Regions from separate parts of the Mus musculus genome. Here region 2 is linked to region 1. Evidence: chromatin loops called from intact Hi-C (ENCODE). Cell type or tissue: left cerebral cortex. All regions are shown on one strand. Each heading gives the region's core, and the rest is flanking DNA. Links, peaks and the distances in the headings are about the cores only.

Region 1 (9,954 bases), core at 1-8,000:
AGGCAAGCACCTTATCAGCTGGGGCACATCCCCAGACCTAACTCTGTGTGTGTGTGTGTGTGTGTGTGTGGTGGTGGTGGTGGGGCGCAAATGTATACTAAAGTATACACATGGGGGTCAGAAGACAACCCTTGGGCGACGGTCTTCGCCTTCCACCTTGTTTGAGACAGTCTTCGTTCTTTGCCAGGCTCACTGGCCTCTTAAGATTCTCCTGCCTCCACTTCCCATCTCACTGTAGGAATACCAGGATTGCATATGTGCTGTCATGGCTGGCTTTGTATGGGTTCAGGGGATTTGAACTCACGTCTTCATGATCCTGCAACAAACACTTTATTCACCGAGCCACTTCCTCAGCCCTCTGTTGTTATTATTGGGCTTTGTTTGTTTGTTTGTTTGTTTAATGACTATAAAACAGGTTTTAAAGGATGTGCAGTCTCATTGGCCCAAATGCCCACCATACCCTTTTCTTCTCTGGAATGTCAATCAGCTTCTACAAGGAACGTCCCAATCTCTGAACCAGGAACTGTGTGAGCCAGAGTTATCCCCATACCAGTCTCTGGTGTGGAGAAGAGAGTCTTTTGGAGGTTGCATGACTGTTGACCTGTGTTCTCAGCAGTCCTGGGGTTGCCCTCCACACTGGAAACCGTTCAAGGTGGGGCCTCCCCAGCAGGAGCTGACCTCAGGCTCTGCTAGATCCTTGCCTGCCCAGGGTCAGGCTCCGAGGGTTTCCTGCCAGGCTGCAGGGAGGAGTCTGGGTAAGGGCCTGCTGGACTGGAAACTTAACCATTTGCCCCCTGATTAATGTTTAACGGGCCCCTGTGCTCTCTGTGTCTGGGAGGGGAGCCCAGTCCAGGCTGTGCTCGGGGGAGCCGATAGCATCTGTCTGTGTTCAATGTTTCGGAGATATGCTCCACGCCGGGTTGGGCGCACCTGATAGACCTGGAATCTACAGGGGCACCTGGGGCCTTGCCAGGACCTCCACCTTCCAGTGAGGCTTCCTATTTCCCAGGCAGACAGAGCTGCTATGGCATCTAGCCAAATGTCCTGGCTCAGGCAGGTGACTCCAGCGGCAGAACCGTGTGCCCTGAACCCTGTGGGATAAGGACCTCTCTGGTCATTCAAGGGCTTGGCTACAGTACTTAGCCGGTGGCACACGAACAAAAATGGCAAGTTCCACATCCAAGTGAAAATGTTGACAGCCCCCATCTGGTCCCACTTTGGCTGAGAGACGACTGTTTCCAGAGAGAAGCGGTTTTCTCAAGCTTGGGTCTGGTGACGGTGTACACCCCATCCACAAGAGGTACAGCAGGGCCGGGGACAGTAAACACCTCACGCTGTCACAGAGAGATTCTGAGAGAGCGGACAGTCCTCATTCTGGACCACACCTTGCCCCTGACCAGTCACGCCTTATCACCTCCACACAAAGCCTCCAATACCTGTCAAGATAAAGGGAGACACTGCCGACTCAAAATGTAAGGCATCCCGAGGAGAAGAAAACTCCAGCCAGTAGGAAGGCAAGCCTGCCTGCCTGCCTGCCTGCCTGCCTGCCTGCCTGCCTGCCTGCCTGCCTGGCTTGGCTCTGTGCTTTCTATGCAGTCCCTACAGCACCTCTGGGGGTCAAGGGTCATGGATGAAAGCCAAGGCTTCAAGGATGACATTAGAATGTGACAGGATTGATTAGGCTTAGAATTTGGCAGCCTGACTCTAGAATTGATGACTTCGAATATAGAACATGAAGTCTGATCCCAGCCTCCCTTCCCTCCCTCCCTCCCTCCCTTCCCCCCTCTCTCCTTTTCTTGTTCTTCCTTTTCCCAAACTTCTACTTGTGCCAAGCACCACATGGCCAGATGGTTGATGATCTACCTGGGACCCGGGAACAAGCTAGACTGGCATGGGCTTACTTGAGCAGTGACAGAACACAGGGGGAGAGAGGGATCCAGGGACCTTGGCTGGGTGTTTGTTCTGTCTGCATCCCCTGTGCTTAGCCCCAGTAGCAAGGTGACACTCCCCTCCAGGAATCAACTAATGCTACCTGTAACATCTTCCGTGCCTGCACAACACAGCAGCTCCCCGGTTGTGCCAAAAAATACAGATTTCCAGGCCCTGCTATGGACCTATGGAAACAACACTCAGGTGCGGGTCTTAGAAATCTGTGTTTATCTGAAATAAATCTTGCTGTGTAGCCCAGGCTGGCCCTGTACTCATAGCATTCTCTTGCCTTGGACCCTCCAAGTGCAGTGATTGCAGGCATGCACCACCACACCCAGCCTGGCTCTGTATTTCTACTAAGCAATCAGGGTGGCTTTTCCAGTTGGGCAAGTTGCCAAAGGAGGGTAGATAAGGAATGCAGAGCAGAATCTGGAGAACTTGGCCTTGAGGGTCTGTAACCAATCCTTGCTACATAAGTCCCTTGGTCTTCTACTCTGTAAGATGGGGACATAACCCCTGTGGGACTGGCCTGCTACCCAAGGGGGCAAAAACAAAGACGGTCACTTTCCATCCCTGTGGGATGCTCAGCTTTTGGGTCCTCCACGGGCAGGAACCCCAAAGCTCACCATCTTCCTTCTCACCCTTTCCAGCCTGACCGGTCGTGAGGTCCTGACACCCTTCCCAGGCCTGGGTACGGCAGCAGCCCCGGCACAGGCTGGTGCTCACCTGAAGCAGTGTGACCTACTGAAGCTGTCCAGGCGGCAGAAGCAGCTCTGCAGGCGGGAGCCCGGCCTGGCTGAGACCCTGAGGGATGCTGCACACCTGGGGCTGCTGGAATGTCAGTTCCAGTTCAGGCAGGAGCGCTGGAACTGCAGCCTGGAGGGGAGGACTGGCCTGCTCCAGAGAGGTAGGGAGGACTTCGGGGGAGGAAGAGGACTGGCAGGAGGTTGTGGGTGGTGAGAAGGTTATGCCCTGGTCTCGTTGTGCTGACTACTGAGGCACAGTCCCAAATGAGAAGGGACCTGGGGAGTTAGTAATGTCTGTTGAAGGTGGCGGTTTGGGAGATGAGGGAAACAAAGGAAACACAAGGGAGGAAAGGACTCAGCATTCTTGGAAGAGATGACAGAGGAGGTGGGTGGCCCCAGCCACCTACTTAGTGGTCCAAATGTGCACGCCAGGCAGATTCCTTTGTCCACACGCTCATCTGTCACTGTTCGTCACATCTGTTGATGTGTCATCCCCTCCTTCCCACCTGACTCCCCCTCCTTCCTTATCCTTCTCCACCTCTGCCTATCCATCTGCTAAGCATCTGCAGAGGCCCACAAGGAGCCAGGCACGACACAAGGGGCTGGAGGCAGAGGCTGAGCACAACCCAGTCACCCTTGCAAAGTGCATCCTCTAGAAATGAATATGGGTCATAGCTTGTGACTCCATTGTCTGGTGGGAGGGGTGTGGCATTCTATTACTGTCACTTGTTTTGGGGGGGTGGGGGGACTCGGTTCCTGTAGCCCAGGCTGGCCTGGAACTAACTTGCTTCAAATGCTCTGCAATTTGTTTTACTTTGAGTGCTGGAATTTTTCAAGGTATGAGCCATCCACCATACCTGGAGACACAGTGGAAACATCACAGTGCGGTGATGTCTCGGGGATGGCCAGCCCCACTCTAGGCTGGCTCTCCGTTGCAGGAGGGTCTGAGGGAGAGCTAGCAGCCTGCTCTCCTTTCTTTTCGGCCGTCAGCTTTTCAGTGCCCCAGATACACTGAGAGTGGGAGGCTAAGGGAAACGTGTTTGGGGCATCTTTCAACAGTGTGAGCACAGTGGTGGTCCCAGTACTGGGTAGATATCAGGCAGGACCCCCCAAGACCCTTCTGCCTTTCAGTCATCTACAGATGGTGGTAGAGGGCATTTGGGAGACATTAGACAGCTTAGAGATCCACAGAGACAGGTCGTCCAACTTGTCACGAAAGCACCTGAAGTCAAGATGACTGTTCAGCCTCAGCCTGGCCTCGTCCCAGGTGCCCAGGTCGCTCTTTTGCATAAGTTACTGAGATTAGCAGCTCTGTCCTGCTGCCCTCTGAGAGCTTAGGACATGCTTCGGTGTAAATCTGGAGGCCATTTAAGGGGCAGCTTTTCAGCTTGGGTCTGAGGGACAGGTAACAGGGGAAGCCTTACATAGCCTTTAGGAAGCCGGGCCTTTAGGCTCACACTGCGTCAACCTCTTTGCCATACATGCCACATAACTCCCGCTTTCGGAGGGCTGCAGATGGCCTCTAAGCTTTTTTTTTCTCCCGCACAGGCTTTAAGGAGACGGCCTTCCTGTATGCAGTGTCTGCAGCTGCCCTCACGCATGCACTGGCCAGGGCCTGCAGTGCTGGGCGCATGGAGCGCTGTACTTGTGACGACTCCCCAGGCCTGGAGAGCCGGCAGGCCTGGCAGTGGGGTGTGTGTGGTGACAATCTGAAGTACAGCACCAAGTTCCTCAGCAACTTCCTGGGGCCCAAGAGAGGAAGCAAGGACCTGAGGGCGAGGGCTGACGCCCACAACACCCACGTGGGCATCAAGGTGAGCGAATACCCTCTCTAGTGCCTAAAGGATGGTGCCGAGGCAGGGAGATCCACGGGAGGCCAGTCAGTGCCCTGCACCCAACACACAGATGAACTTCAGACCCCGTTGTGAACCTTCTCTGCGTATTCCTGAGCACTAGGAGCACAGAATCCTGGGTATCATCCTGGTCGAGCCAGGCTTGGCATCGTGCCATGATAGGATAGGAATGTGTTTGGAAAGGCGTCTCTATTCCAAGGACAAAGCCAGCATCATTTGACAACTTGGATATGACAATGACCAGGCTTCCTCCATTTTGTGAATAGGAGAGAGAAAGGAGGCCCAGAAAAGGGGAGGGGCTTAGATGAGGTCACATAGCCATGAGAAATAATGAGTCTCTAGGTCTATGGAGTGAGAGGGCAGGGAAGGGTCGGAGTTCCAATTCTTTTAGGAAATCAGGCTGCCGTGTTCAGTTGTGCAGGCTGAACACTCCAGAAGAACTCTGGGCCAAGGGGAAGAGCTGTTGTTGGTTGAGATAGGGCCCACACTACCCTTGCCTAGGTGTGCACTGCTTAGAGGAAGGGAAAATTTTTCCAACTTTACACAAAGATACTTTGAGGATCCCGGGTCATTGTGACCCTGGCGCTGTCACCTTCACGTGGGTCTTCCTGCCTCTTTATTCTGTTGACACTCCTTGGCAGAACTGTCACAGCAAACCCGGCTTGCTTAGACCCACTGACAGACCCCTACTCTGGCTCTCCCTGCAGGCTGTGAAGAGCGGCCTGAGAACAACCTGCAAGTGCCATGGTGTGTCAGGCTCCTGTGCTGTTCGTACCTGTTGGAAGCAGCTCTCCCCGTTTCGCGAGACCGGCCAGGTGCTGAAGCTACGCTATGACACGGCTGTCAAGGTGTCCAGTGCCACCAACGAGGCCTTGGGTCGTCTGGAGCTATGGGCCCCCGCTAAGCCAGGTGGTCCCGCCAAGGGCCTAGCCCCTCGTCCCGGGGACCTGGTCTACATGGAAGATTCTCCCAGCTTCTGCCGGCCCAGCAAGTACTCTCCGGGCACGGCAGGCAGGGTGTGTTCTCGAGACTCCAGTTGCAGCAGCCTATGCTGTGGGCGAGGCTACGACACCCAGAGCCGCATGGTGGTTTTCTCCTGCCACTGTCAGGTGCAGTGGTGCTGCTACGTGGAGTGCCAGCAGTGTGCACAGCAGGAGCTCGTGTATACCTGCAAGCGCTAGGCCTCCACAGCGAATCCCGCGGAACAGCGCGCAAGCGCGCACCTGTCGACGCACCTGCCGTGCACAAGAGTGTGCGACTCATCTCTCTTCCCCAACAGATGGTTGGCCAGCCCTTCTGCCTTCCCCGACACTCAGCAAAGAGAAAGAAAGCCCTGCCTCCTAGTCCCAGGATCACCAACCTGCTGGAGGACTTGGGGCCGGAGAACAGACTGAGAAGGGGAATCTTTGAGGACCAGGGTAGGGCAGGAATGATGCTGTGCGGGAAGAGAGAAACATCCTCCTATCTCAAGGCCAAAAACTGGGAGGATGGGGAAGAGGGAGGCGGAGCCAGCTGGAGTGTGGGGTCAGGGCATCCATCTGGGCGTGGCCGATCTCTTGTGGTCCCACTCTAATAGCAGAGCGCTCTGGGTGCTGCATGCCTACCCTGCTCTTGTGGCTTCGTGCACTGGAGACTTCGAAATGTTTATTAGGAGCAAGGGAAGCACTTTAGGCTTGGGTGGATTGAGTCGCAGAGCCCATGCCCTGAAGTCTTACGTCCTGGCACTCAGGGCTGCCACCTTGTCTCCTTGTCTTGAGATCCCCTGTCCCCCAAAGCCATTGAGCTCTGCTCAACGAGACCCCTAATATGTATAAGAAGGGTGCAGGAGCCAGTCTCCTCGGTGAGACTCAGATAAACATAACTAGGGTTGAGCGGGGAGACAGTGACCCTTTCTCTTTCCTTTGGTCCAAGGAACCTTTAATCACAGCCCAGAGGTGGAGAGAGGCAGGGTCCAAATGCCTGGAAGAGATATGACAGGCTCTGTATTGAGATACCACTCTGGAGTGTGTCCTACCAATTCCTGTGACCAGGGACCCCCAAGAACCGAGGGGCCCCCATCCATGTTAGTGATACATAAGAACGAGTGACTCATGGGCCACACGTCTGCTTCCACCCCCTGCTCTCAAAGATGCTTGTGCAGGCTTTTTTGCCATTGCTAAGTCTTTGCCAAGTCTGCCTCCTCAATGGTCTTACTCATTTACTAACGACCTGTCACTTGGGCTCCCACCAGAGGAACAAAATGACTGCTGGTGAATCCTTTGGTCATTTTTAATGCCCCCATCAAGGCCCTCTGTGAGAGGAGAGGAAGTAGTGTACAGGTACAGGCTCACACGTGCACACACTCAGCCTAGCCAGGCACAGACATCCCAAGGAGCAGTGCGGCGTCTCTCCAGCCCAGGGCAAAGACCTCACTGGGGTCACTTCTGGAGGCTGTGAGCTACTCCAGGGCAGGGCCCAAGGCCAACCAGGAGGAAGTGACCTCCTTTGGGAAGCCTTTGGCCATGTGGCTGGCTGTGCTGCACCCTCCTGTGAGCTTCCTTCCACCCTGAAATCTGTTGGGGTTACTGTCTCTCTAAGGGAGCAGGAAGCTTCGGAATCAGCCGGTACTCAGCACTACTGGCCCTGCCAGCTCCAGGAAAGAGACACTGTGGCGGAGAGGTCCGTGGGGCAGAAGGGGCTACCCTTTCTTCAGTGCCTCCGGGCAGCATGCTGGGAAGATCTTTGATGGTGGAAAGCCCCGAGGCGGAGCCACCGTGACCTGAGACCCTTCTCTGGGACGACTTTGCCACCCACCCGCAGCTTGGCAGGAGGGGTAAACAGATTGGGAGCTGCTTTCTACTTCCCTGATGAAGACAGATGTGTTCCTTGGCAACCCAAGGCATCCTTCTCTATGACCCTAATCCTGCTCTGGCTCGAGGGTACAAGGCAAGAATGGAGCCTGGCAAAACTTGGGGACTAGAACACCTGGACCTACAGCCAAATCACCTGTACCCTGACTCTATGGCCAGGAGGGCCAGGGGTGGAGGAGGGTTAAAGATGAACTTGAAGTTGAGGCTGAGGCTGACCAACCATTAAGACTGGTGCCTTAAGGCACCCTCAGTCAGGTCCTCTCCCTCCCTTCTCCATTCTTTCTCCAAGGCCCCGTTCCCCCTAAAATCCCACCATAGCCATGCTGGGTCCCCCCTTCCCCCACACTGGAACTTTAAGGAAGATATTCACAGGGTATTTCTGCCTACCTCATACATGTAATTTTCAAAAAAAATTAATTTATATAGTTAAGATATATGGGAAAGTATTTATGTTATTTATATATCTTCTCTATTTCCTGGGCACCATATGGGGGGTTGTGTGTTTACCCAGAAGCCTCTGAGGAAACATGGCTGGGTCTGTCTGGGGCCTCGCAGAGCTGGATGCGCATAGCTGAGAGGTCACAGCTCCTGTGTCTCACTGTCTTGGAGCTCGGGAAGCACATGTACCTCCTGAGATAAACCCCGTGACACCAAGCAGGGCCTTCCTTGTGAAGTCTGTGGATTCTCTGCCTCTGGCCCCAGAGGCCTTTCTGCTCTGGCCCAAGGGTTTTGCTCATAAAGGACAAAAAGGGTGAGCAGCTCTGGATTTGTAAAGCACTTTCCATCTTCAGAAACACTCCTCTCTTCTCTCTCCCTCGGTTACCCCCGGTTCCCTATGAGGTCATGCCACTGTTACCACGTTCCAGGCCCAGAGACGGAGGCAGGTTGGTCAAAGCCAGTCACTCTCTGAACCCAGAGGTTGAGGAAGAGTGCATGCTGCGTGGAACGCTGGTCTTCCCCCATGGATGGCATGCTAGTTTCTCCAGCAAGCTGAGTCTCATGTCCCCAAAGACGGGGACTTCCTGAGAAGCCTGGAGAGACAAGGGCTCCGTGGATGTCACTCTTAGGGAGGGTGTCCTGCAGCCCTCATTGACCTCCACGACTAGGCTATGGTCTCCAGCCCCTCACAGCTCGTGGATAATTTGTGTTTCTTCGCTTTTGTTTTTTGTCTTTTCAAAGTGACTTTTTCCCCACTGGATTTCTAAGTTTCTCTTTGAAAATCAGTTCACTGGCAAATGGGACCTGCATCCTGACCTGGCTGCCTGCATCAGGAGCGACACCAAACAGAGTGCGTGGGGATCCCCAATTGGCCCAGTGTCCCCCGGCCCTTCCTTAAGTCACACAAGCTCCCGTGTGGCTTTCGTGAGCATGGAGAACCTGTCCCCTGGTCTTAGAGAAAGCCAGCCATTCTGCCACCCTCTGTTTGTCTGGCAGACAGATTACCACACCGTGGCTGTCTTTCTAGCCAAAGCTTCCTCTCTCAACACCCATGAACGTCCATGCTTCCTGTCTGAGCACTGAGGAGAACCCCAGCGGAGCTCATTGTTCAGTGCTGGAATACCCATCCCCCCTCCCGTTGATTATTTAGGGAGTGTCTGATAATGCCAGGGGATACTCTGGGTGCTAGGGCGCAGAAGTACTTAAGAGCAAGTCCCAGCCTCAGGGGACTTATATGCCGGCGAGGAGAAAGCCAACAAACCAATAAACTATGCACTGGTTATTTGTGCTTCCGTTTTCATTGCTGTTGTTTGGGTAATGTGTGTGTTCATGTGTGTGCACATGTGTACGTGGCTGTGGGTGTGTGTGCACACGTGTATGTGGCTGTGGGTGTGTGTGCACGTGTACGTGGCTGTGGGTGTGTGTGCACGTGGAGGTTTTAGAAGATGCCCCTTGTTTTGTTTTGTTTTGTTTTGTTTGAGACACGGTCTTTCACTGGCCTGGGATCAGCAAGTAGGCCAGGCTTGCTGGCCTCTCCATGCGGGAATTCCCAGTGTGTACCATTACTACACCGTGGTTTCAGGGGATTGAACTCAGGTCCTGTATGTGCACGATAACTACTTTCCTGACGGGGCCATCTCCCAGTCTTATTTGTCCTCTCTTGCCTTGGCTTGTGGCAATATTTTTGCCCAGTAGAGGCTGCCACCTGACCCGGCTAAGGAGTAAAGGTCGTGAGGTGGGAAGGCTCCTCAGGGCCACCAGCAGGCAGCAGAGCCAGACTGAAAACAGGGGTCCTTCCCTCCTCTCATCTCCACATCTCCTCTTGGGTAAGTAGGGCAGGAATGCACCCCTTGCTATGAATTCTGGGTAAATGAGGCCTAGTGTAAAGTGGTTATCCAACCCAGGCTGTCCATCAAATCAGACCAGGCCAAACATATGAGCAGAGGCCCCCACTCTGCGGCCTGCCACATGGGGAGAATGCAAGTAGTCGAAAACAAAGCGGTAGCCTTCAGGAATCTGGGACCTGAAATGAAAAACAAAAAGAACAGAGATGCAATAATGGATGGGGCCCCTTATGGTTTAGCTCCAGAGTCCCATTGCATCCTGGGGGTCTGGAACAAGGGAGGTAGAAGCAGGGAG
Region 2 (10,021 bases), core at 1,009-9,008, 67 kb after region 1:
AAGGCCTCCTGGAGAAGTCATGGGAGAAAGACAAAAGACAGGCTAGCTGTCTCCTCTTTTTAAAATTTATATCTTATGCACATTAGTGTCTTGCCTGCATGTAGGTCTGTTCGAGGGTGTCAGATTCCCTTAGAACAGATGTGACAGACAGTGTGAGCTGCCTTGTGGTTGCTGGGGATTGAACCTGGGTCCTCTGGAAGAGCAGTATGTCTTAGGGTTTCTATTCCTGCACAAACATCATGACCAAGAAGCACTTGGGGGAGGAAAGGGTTTATTCAGCTTACACTTCCATACTTTTGTTCATCACCAAGGAAGTCAGGACTGGAACTCAAGCAGGTCAGGAAGCAGGAGCTGATGCAGAGGCCATGGAGGGATGTTCTTTACTAGCTTGCTTCCCCTGGCTTGCTCAGCCTGCTCTCTTACAGAACCAAGACTACCAGCCCAGAGATGGCACCACCCACAAGGGGACCTCCCCCCTTGATCACTAATTGAGAAAATGCCTTGCAGTTGGATCTCATGGAGGCATTTCCTCAACTGAAGCTCCTTTCTCTGTGATAACTCCAGCCCGTGTCAAGTTGACACACAAAACTAGCTAGTACAATTGACACCTTGTCGACTTGACTCACAAACACATCACTATTAAACCTCAACCCTTAGTTTCTTATTCATCCCCAAGATCTAAATAACTTTAAAAGTCCCACAGTCTTTGCAAATTCTTAAAATTTCAATCTCTCTTAAAATCCAAAGTTTTTACAATTAAAAGTCTCTTAACTGTGGGTTCCACTAAAATACTTCCTTCAAGAGGGAAAAGCATCAGGGCACGGTCACAATGAAAAGCAAAATCAACCTCCAATTGTCCAATGTCTGGGGTCCAACTCACGATCTTCTGGGCTCCTCCAAGGGCTTGGGTCACTTCTCTAGCCTTGCCCGTTGTAGCACACACGTTGTCTTCTAGGCTCCAGCTGCCTGTACTCCACTGCTGCTGCTGTTTTTGGTGGTCATCTCATGGTACTGGTATCTCCAAAACACTGCTGTCTTCTACTGTAACTAGGCTTCATCAACAGCCTCTCATAGGCTCTCTTCATGGTGCCAAGCCTCAACTCCTTTGCATGACCCCTTCTGTCCTGGGCCATCAATTGCAACTGAGGCTGCACCTTCACCAATGGCCTTCCATGGCCTATCACAGTGCCGAGCCTCAGCTGCTCTGCATGACCCCTTCATGCCTTCAAAACCAGTACCACCTGGGTGACTCTTACACATTACCAAGTCCTGCTGCTGCACGAGGTACAACTTTGGCTATCTCTGGAACACAGCCTTTTTGTGCTCTCAGAAAGCATTTCCCAGAAGATGTCATCTCAACGATGCTGGTCTCTTCTTAATCACCGCTAATTTCTTAGCTCCAGCTAACCAGCATCAATAGTCCCAGTAATGCAAAAGTTTCACTTTAGTAGTTCTGGTATCTTGTTAATCACAACTGATTCCTCAGCCCCAGCTAACCAGAACCAGAGAATCTTCCCAATTAAAATAGCAATGGCCCTGAAAAGAGTCTTTAATCTTCCCTCTGAAATTTCACAAGCCAGACCTCTCCATCTTCTGCACTGTTCTCAACATTATCTTCCAAGCTCCTACACAACATCTGACAGAGCTCTTAACAACGAATGGATCTTCAAGCCCAAAGTTCCAAAGTCCTTCCACAGTCCTCCCCAAGACAAGGTCAGGTTGTCACAGGAATACCCCACTATGCTGGTACCAATTTGTCTTAGTCAGGGTTTCTATTCCTGCACAAACATCATGACAAAGAAGCACTTGGGGAGGAAAGGGTTTATTCAGCTTACACTTCCACATTGCTGTTCATCACCAAAGGAAGTCAGGACTGGAACTCAAACAGGTCATGAAGCAGGAGCTGATGCAGAGGCCATGGAGGGATGTTCTTTACTGGCTTGCTTCCCCTGGATTGCTCAGCCTGCTCTCTTATAGAACCAAGACTATAAGCCCAGAGATGGTACCACCCACAAGGGGACCTCCCCACTTGATCACTAATTGAGAAAAAGCCTTGCAGTTGGATCTCATAGAGGCATTTCCTCAACTGAAGCTCCTTTCTTTGTGATAACTCCAGCCTGTGTCAAGTTGACACACAAAACTAGCCAGTACACAGTCAGTGCTCTTAACCACTGAGCCATCATCTCTCTCTAGCCCCTAGATAACTTCTTTTTAAAAACTGAAAAAAGATTGTGTGAGGGGGTGAGAGAGAGGGGAAGGGGAGGAGGAGGGAGAAAGAGAGAGAGAGAGAGATGCAGATGTCTTTGGAAGCCTGAAAAAGCTGTCAGATCTCCTGGTGCTGGAGTTATATATGGTTATGGGCCACTCCGTGCAGTTTCTGGGAACCCTTCTTCTTTGAGCAGAAAGTGCCCTAAACCACTGGGCTGTCTCTCAAGCCCCTCACTCTCTTACTATGGGAACTTGAGGTCCTCTTTTGCAGTTGTTGCCTTTTCAGTATCTCTGAGAGTCCACGGGAGTTGGCACCCACCCACCTACCCCCACACATCTCTTTCCTATTGGTGACCCCCTGGCAGGGCTTTTGGATTGTCTCCTTCCTCACGGACCATAGCCCACGCTCTCTGCTGCTCTATCTAGGGTGGGCAGGATGCCACTACTTGGGGAAATGCTGAGGGCAAGGGAGCAACAAGGCCAGGAGAGGGAACTAAAGGAGGAGAGGGGGCACGGGGAGTGGAACTGCTGAGCGTGGGCTCAGTCCCAGAGCCAAAAGCCTGCGCTGCAAATTGCTTTTTCCTTCATGTCTGTCCCAGGGAAAGGCCCAATTAAAATAACACCTATTGAAAACGGAAGCAGAATTGCAACAGGCTGCCTATTAGGCCTGTCTCCACAGGCAACGAGGGGTAGCTGTGAGCTTGAGGAACCCTCCCTGTGTGAGCACAGATCGCCCCCGAGCTTTGGGAAGACTCCAGAAAGGGGCTGCCCCAGCACCTGACCCGAGAAGAGCCCGGACCCTGACGCTTTGAGGGTACCCTGTGCAGGGGCCGGATACTTTCCAGGGCTGAGTCCTGAGGCTTGATGAGACCGAAAGCATCCGGTTCTAAGTCTAAGAACAGGATCAGTGTAGTTGAAAGGAAACTTCTCAGGGAAAGACAACGTGTCAGGGGCCACCCAGCCCGCTAGGGGTGACAGCTGGAGGCAGAGAGAAGGTTACATATTTGGCATTCACGGCTTCTGCCACTTTATTCTACTGCCTTGAACATCCCATCCTAGCCTTGGCCTGGGACCCTGGTCCTAGCCACAGTTCCTACACACTGGCCCTGTGCCATATTTCTGCTCAACACAGCTAGGTAAGGGAAGTAGGGGCTATGCCAAAAAGATTTTTTTTTTTCTGGTTTCAAAGCATCTCTCCAGACCCCTCAGGAACTGGTCTAAGTTCTTCCTCACATAGCCAGACTGCGGTGTCCCTAGGAGGCAGGCAGAGATGGGATGGACACAGTGTCTAAGCTGGCCAGAACAGTGGGTTCTGGAGGTGCCTGCTGGCCGCCCACAGGGAAGCTTAGTAGTGGGTGGTATTCTCTCCACTGGGCCATGTCTCAGCTACCCAGGGTTGGTTTCCATGACAACAACAAGCTCCTTACCCATCCTGTTCATCCTTAAAAGATTCCCACCCCAGCTGTCTGAGCCTGGGCTCCTCGCCCAGCTGCCTGCCGTACCAGCAGCCCACAGCTCCAGAGCCCAGGTTTAGCAGTGAACTGTCAAGCCTCCAGAGAGAGTCTCCTGGGAGGTGCCTGGTAACTGGCCAGTCTTAGAAAAACGTCCACATGATTGCTTCTTAATTGGATTAGGAACTCGCTCCCAGGGGTTCTCTGCCCTCCACGTTGCAGCCAGGTTCCTCCAGTCTTTTGGCTCTCAGCATTAAGATCTTCCCCGTCCCCTGCTCAGTGTCCCCAGCTGTAAGAGTGCTGCTAATGGGGACTTCTGCAAAGCCAGTTACATACCCAATGGGAAAAGAAATGCTCTGATACCTTCAGAGATGAGACACAGCCCCAGCCTGGAGCTGTTCAGGGGCGCCACCCCTCTCTTGAGCCTCAGGTAACCCCTATTCCTGGCCTCTGCACATTGTTTCTGCTTCTCTGCCCTCCCTCTCTACACAGAAGCTCCTTCACAACCCAGCTCCAAATCCCCTCCCACCAGAAGTCTTCCTGTCTCAATAATTTCCCCCTCTGTCTTCTCACAGTGCCTATATTTAGTCCCTGTAACATGACTTGCCTTATGGTATATTGTGCCAGGGAGGGGGGGTGGGAGATCCCTGGAGCTATTTATTTTTCTGAAGTTATTTTTTTTTTAGTATGTTTTCTTTCTCTGCTGAAAAATTCTTCTAGTGAGCATATGTTGTTTACCTGCCCGGCACACAAATCCTGATCCCCTTTTCTTTCTTATGGAAATCCCATCCCACTGGCCAGCTAGAATCGCTGCCTCCTCCTCCAATGATAAGAATCTGGCCAAGCAATTGACTGGTCATAAATATTGATTTAAAGATGACCACATGACTGGGTAGAGCCAAACAGGATTTCCTCTGGTATTTCTGTGGACACAGCCAGCTCTCTGACAACTATCAATTCCCCCTGTGGTACTTACCTAACAGAAACAGAGATGCTTGCAGGTAGGAATTGTCATGCCCCTTAGTTCTGGGCAGTAAGACATGGACAGAAGTTGCTGGGGAAGACGATTAGGAACAGACTCAATTGGCGTGGCCTCCACCCCAATCTTAACGGATGCCTCTCAGGTCCCTGACACCTCAGCCTGAGTGGTTTCATTGCAGTCAGGTAAGAGGCTGCCTGACGGTGAAGCTCGCCAAGGCCAGCGCTGGAGCCAGAGTGAGGAGAGAGAGTGTGCACGACATCACTAACACCCGTACATCCAGCCATGCTAGAAGCTTGGGCTGTCCCAGTGTGGAGAGATGGCATTTCCTGTCCCTGCCTCAGCCGGCCTGCACTGGGTTTCTCTCTCTCTCTCTCTCTCTCAGTGAAAGAGGCTTGAATGGAAACCTCCACAAGACCCAAATCCTGTGCAGTAAGACTCAAATCTGTACAATAAAATGCTAAGTGCAGGGATGAAAGGCCGTAAATCGTTCTTTGAGTGGCCAGATTCATAATAAAAGTCAGGTGAGAGTTTGAAAAGACGTTTACATGCAGACTAGGCCAACTAAAGGACAGACTTGTTAGTTATCTGAGTAGGTCTCAGGCCACGGACATCTCCGAAACAGTGCATGAGCCAGCCTTATCTTTACCGAACCCTTCCTTCAGCATTCATACCTCCAGGGAACCTGCACCATCATTCCTGACCCCGCCATCCTGTCTTAGTGATTACTTTGCTCTGATTTTTCTCCTGGGTCGCTGTACCTGGCCCAGGACCTACCCACCCTAGGCAGGTGCTCTTCCACTGAGCTACACCCCCAGGGATGGCTTACTCCTTTTCAAAGCTCAAGCCAGCTGTGCCTCCATGAACCAATTGAGCACTGTGTGTGTCTTCTCCCCAAGTCCCACCCCACCAGTGAGTGGAGACCCCTCTAGATTGGAGCATTTTGGGTGTCTTTGACTTCAGACTAGGGGGCCCCCGGTGTGTAGGGTGGCCCTATTAGACTGGGGTTCAGACGCTGCTTCTACTCGTATCAGAATAGACCCTCAATCTGTCTCTGTCTCAATGGCAAGATAAGAAAATATGGAGTCTGAACTACAAGTCTGCAGCGGGGAGGAAAAGAGAAAGAGTGAGCGATTAGCATAAAGGACCATTTTCTCCTTCAGAGGAAGATGGTCAACAGCCCATAAGGATTATTTGTAAGTCAGAATTCATGATCCAATGATAATAACAGATTATTCAAACTCAGGCCCTGTCCCCTCACAGGCAGCAATATGTGCAAAAATTCCCTCCCTACATATGGCCAGGATTCCCTTTAAAAATTACTTTTTTTTTTTTTTTTTTTTTTTTTACATTTTCAGAGAGAGAGAGGGCGAGGGAAAGAGGAAGGGAGGAAGGGAGGGAGGGAGGGAGGGACAGACAGACAGACAGACAGACAGACATGTGGGTCCCAGAGACTGAACTCAGGCCATCAGCCTTGGTAGCTGGGACCTTTGCCTACTGAGCCATCTTTCCAGCCCCCAGGATTCTGCTTATAGGACTTTCCTCTGTCTCTTGTTTTTGATCGTTGTGTGACCATGGATCCCTTCACTGGGAAGCTTGTCAGACCCCTGTAGACATATGAGAAGAGGCCCTTGTGTGTTTGTGGCCTATGGCTTCTGTTGGATGGAAATGCCCTATACAGTTCCTACGCCACTGGAAGAAAGGTCCACTTTGTTTCTGGCCCCTGTCCTTTTTCAAAAGACTGAAATCTTTTCAACAGCAGCGATACAGTGAGTCTTCCAGAAGGCGAGGAGTTTTCACAGAGCCGAGGAAAGCCCTGTAGGAAGGAAGGATAGCCCACACGAAGGCAGCAGTCTGAGGAGGGTCAGAGTGCCCATCAGGCGTAAGTGAACCACCAAGAGCAACAAGCAAAGGGGATAAGGACCGAGCCCCAGAGGGTGTAGGGGCGAGGAGGGAACTGTTTGACTACGTTGGAAACTGTACTTAGTAGAATAATCAATGGGAAGGTGGGCCAGACCTTGGACAGGAGAGAGACATGGTAAAAATAGCGCTAATGATCCAGACATCTGCATGTGGGCAGAAGAACATGAAGGGAGACAGCCGAGCTGCTCATCCAGACAGCGCAACCCACGGAAACCGGAGACATTGGGGTTCAGTTTTTACACAGGCTTTGTGACCAGTAGGCTGGGTGTGTGTGTGTGTGTGTGTATTTGTGTGTGTGTGTGTGTGTGTGTGTGTGTTTGTGTGTGTGTGTGTGTGTTTGTGTGTGTCTGTGTGTGTGTCTGATCCTCTAGGAGCCAACTGAACAGGGACTTCAGCTGCCTAGAACTCTTCCTATGTCAGTAACCAATCAAGAAACTTAGAGGAGATAAAAGTCAGGGAGCAGCAGTCCAGAGGTGTTGGACCAGGTTAATCATCAGGAGAATGAGGGAGAATCATGGAGCGCTTTCAGCCTCCACATTTTCCAGGCATCCTTATCCCATACTAAATAAGGAGAAAGATGGGACACATTTGTACAATAATTCAAGATTAGATTTCCATAGCAACAATTACCCAAAACTCAACTCCCGACAGTCGCAACAGCAGGAGCTAGCAAAGAAGACTACGGGGGTGGGAGATGTGTGTGTGGTGGGGGCTCAGAGAATGGCTTCCTTTTATCCTTAAATGGAAGGAAGGCTGAGCTGGTGCCAGGACTCAAGTCATCCCAGAGCCACCTTAAGCCAAAAGTAAGGGTTGGCAAAGGATGAGCAACTGGGAGGCTTACGTGAGAAACACTTCAGGAACACGTGGACTGGGCACAGGGAGTCATCTCTCCCATGGCCCACTTGGTGTATGAGAGTTCTCCCTGGCCTCTAGAGGTGCTGGTGTGGGCTGAGTGAAGATGGACCTCACAGACCTTGGCTGACTTGAGTCTGCTTGAAAACCGTAGCCTACTAAAGGCTCACATCTGCTGGGATGGGGGAGAACTGAGTTCCAATCAACTCTATTTTATTCCCAACACTCCCTGTATGACCCCCTCAGTTTGTCCCACAGTTAGGTATGTAGCCTACTTCCAAGATCTGTTACAAAGCTGGGTGAACAGCGAGAGATAGGAAATGTCTTTTTGTTTGTTTGTTTGTTTGTTTGGTTGGTTGGTTTTGTTTTGTAATCAGTGTAGACTTCAGTGCAGACACAAGGTACCACCAAGCTGAAGCAAATGGACAAGATGAACCACACCCAAGGCCGAACCACACCCAAGGCTGAACCACACCCAAGGCTGTCTTCACCAGGGAGAGACAGGTGGGCAAGAATCAGTGTAAGGACTGTGGCAGGAACCTCACCCGTGGTCAGAGAGGAACCAGGGAGACAGGGCCAGGTGGAGGGGGGTGGCTTAGTGGCTGAAGCAGCATCTGCTTGCTACCAGCAGACAGATGGTTAGCCTGGCAGAGTCAGCTCGTAGGCAGGCAGTTAGATGCAACCTCTGGTGTTTATTTTAGTTTTAGAAAGAAGTTTGGCTCCAAAAGGAAAAGCATTCTGTTTTCCTTTCAGAATGCCGTAAGTGTTGCCCTTGCTGCACCACACACACACACACACACACACACACACACACACACACACACACACACACGGTCTTCCGGTTTTGTTGCCTGGTAGTGCCTGGGGCCACTGGTTGTTTTTCTGATCCTGGGTTTTCAGTTTGCTTTAGTGTCTCTAGGGAAAGGAGGGGAGCTTTGTTTGTTTAAATCTTCATTTGGGGCATAAAGAAAAAAAGCAAGTTGACTCTTTCTGCAGCAAGGGAAATCTTCCACCGTGCCTTACCAGCAGTTGGAAGATTTTTGAAAGAAAATCATGCTCAGATTCTTACAATCTGAGATACTATCTCGTCCATGCAATCACCCTTCACCCTATGAAGCACCCAGATGGTCCACACTGAGCCCTCTGGCCAGCAATACCTTACACTGACTTACGGTGAGAAGGAACTAGGTAATGAGAACATTACGTTAGCACGGTTCCCATTCCGGGCTCTTTCTCTCAGTATCCCTCCCTCCAGCTCAAAGCATCCTTCTCTGTTTTGTCTCCTTCCCATCTCCATGCCCTTTCTTCCCACTTTCACAGCCGACTCACTTCCTCTTCTGAGTAGGAAGAGACAGGTGTGTGAGAGAGGCCATCAGAGGAAAGGAAGCTGAGTCCTTAGGTAGACTTCTTGGAGTGGGCTTCAGAATGGCTACCACAGACCAGGTCTGTCTTCAACAGAAGGATCGAGAAATACAGGTGGATCAGGATACCTAGAAGTGGTCAGCCTCTCAGGACTGATGCCTCAGGCTGACCAAACTCAGTGATGGGTGATCAGAAATGCATCTTCCAAAATCATATGTAGACAGAAAGACCCATGTCCAGACACTGAAGAGATGACTCCATGGGTAAAAACACTTGCTGGGCAAACCTCACGACCTGAGTTTGATCCCAAGAAAGCATTTTCTAAAAATATTAAAGCCAGATGTAACCATGTGCCCTGGCAACCCTGGCACTTCTACAGTGATGTGAGAGATGGAGAGAGAAGAATCACCCAGAAGGGCCCAGGCCAGTGAGCCTGGGGTATTCAGCACAGCAGAAACAGTAAGCCTACTCCAACAGGGTGCGAGAACAGAAAGCTATCCTCAGATCTCCACCTGTATTGTGGTGCACGCATGCCCCCCGCCCCCCGCCCCTTCTGCTATTGCTGCTGCTACTAATGACCTGAATCTAAAGATCTTCTCATGGCTCAGTGATGTGAGGGAAGGCATCTCAACTTTAGAAAGGAGCAAACAACACCTGCAAAGATATAACACCACCACTCATTAGAAAGACATGTGTCCAGTCCACAGTGTGGTACCACTGCACACGCACTTAACCAGTATGACTTCAGCTGATACCAGGAACAAACTGAGCACACAACGACCGGAACATGGCTCACTGCTGGTGAGAATGTGAATTTGTTAAGCAGTCGCTATGGAAAATGGTCTGCAGTATTTCATACAGTTAAACTTCTGCTTCATATGTGACCCAGTAACCTTACCTCTAGGTATTTGCCCAAGAGAAATGAAAACTTTGATTCATACATGTATAAGTACCTGTACATGAATATTTATGCTGGATTTATTCATAGTCACCAAAAACTGAATACAACCCAAATATACCTCAACCATAGACAAAAACAAGAGTTCAAAATTAAAAACTTAGGCTATGGATCAGCATGGTCATATACCCATACTCCCATCACTCAGGAACCTGAGGCAAAACAATCACTTGAGTTGCCTGGGCAACATAATGAGACCGCATCTCAACCAAACCGAACCAGATCTGTGCTTTAATGACCCATCTGATGGGGCAGTACCCATTTTGCAGTGAAAAGAAATGAGTTGCT

The links. Peaks named below come from ENCODE experiments on the same cell type or tissue, not always from the same donor. Only the 100,000 strongest peaks of a DNase experiment are listed, where the experiment ranks them.
Region 2: a loop joins it to region 1, with 4 times the contacts of the local background. A loop is called at or near these places in 5 of 42 quality-filtered maps.

Annotation. Positions count from the first base shown.
Region 1 is chr11:103,726,505-103,736,458 of GRCm38, reverse strand. Wnt9b (wingless-type MMTV integration site family, member 9B) reads left to right here. Exons shown (of 4, transcript NM_011719.4): 2 at 2,580-2,836; 3 at 4,224-4,489; 4 at 5,236-9,096. The coding sequence ends at 5,709. Among named protein-coding and RNA genes, the nearest start is that of Wnt9b, 18 kb to the left of the region's middle. In left cerebral cortex, for the core only: no CTCF peak of the experiment used is centred there; DNase peaks (open chromatin) are centred at 2,266, 3,159 and 6,682.
Region 2 is chr11:103,660,035-103,670,055 of GRCm38, reverse strand. No RefSeq gene overlaps it. Among named protein-coding and RNA genes, the nearest start is that of Rprml, 16 kb to the right of the region's middle. In left cerebral cortex, for the core only: no CTCF peak of the experiment used is centred there; DNase peaks (open chromatin) are centred at 4,422, 6,718, 7,286, 8,030 and 4 more places; H3K4me3 peaks cover 455 bases; H3K27ac peaks cover 5,568 bases.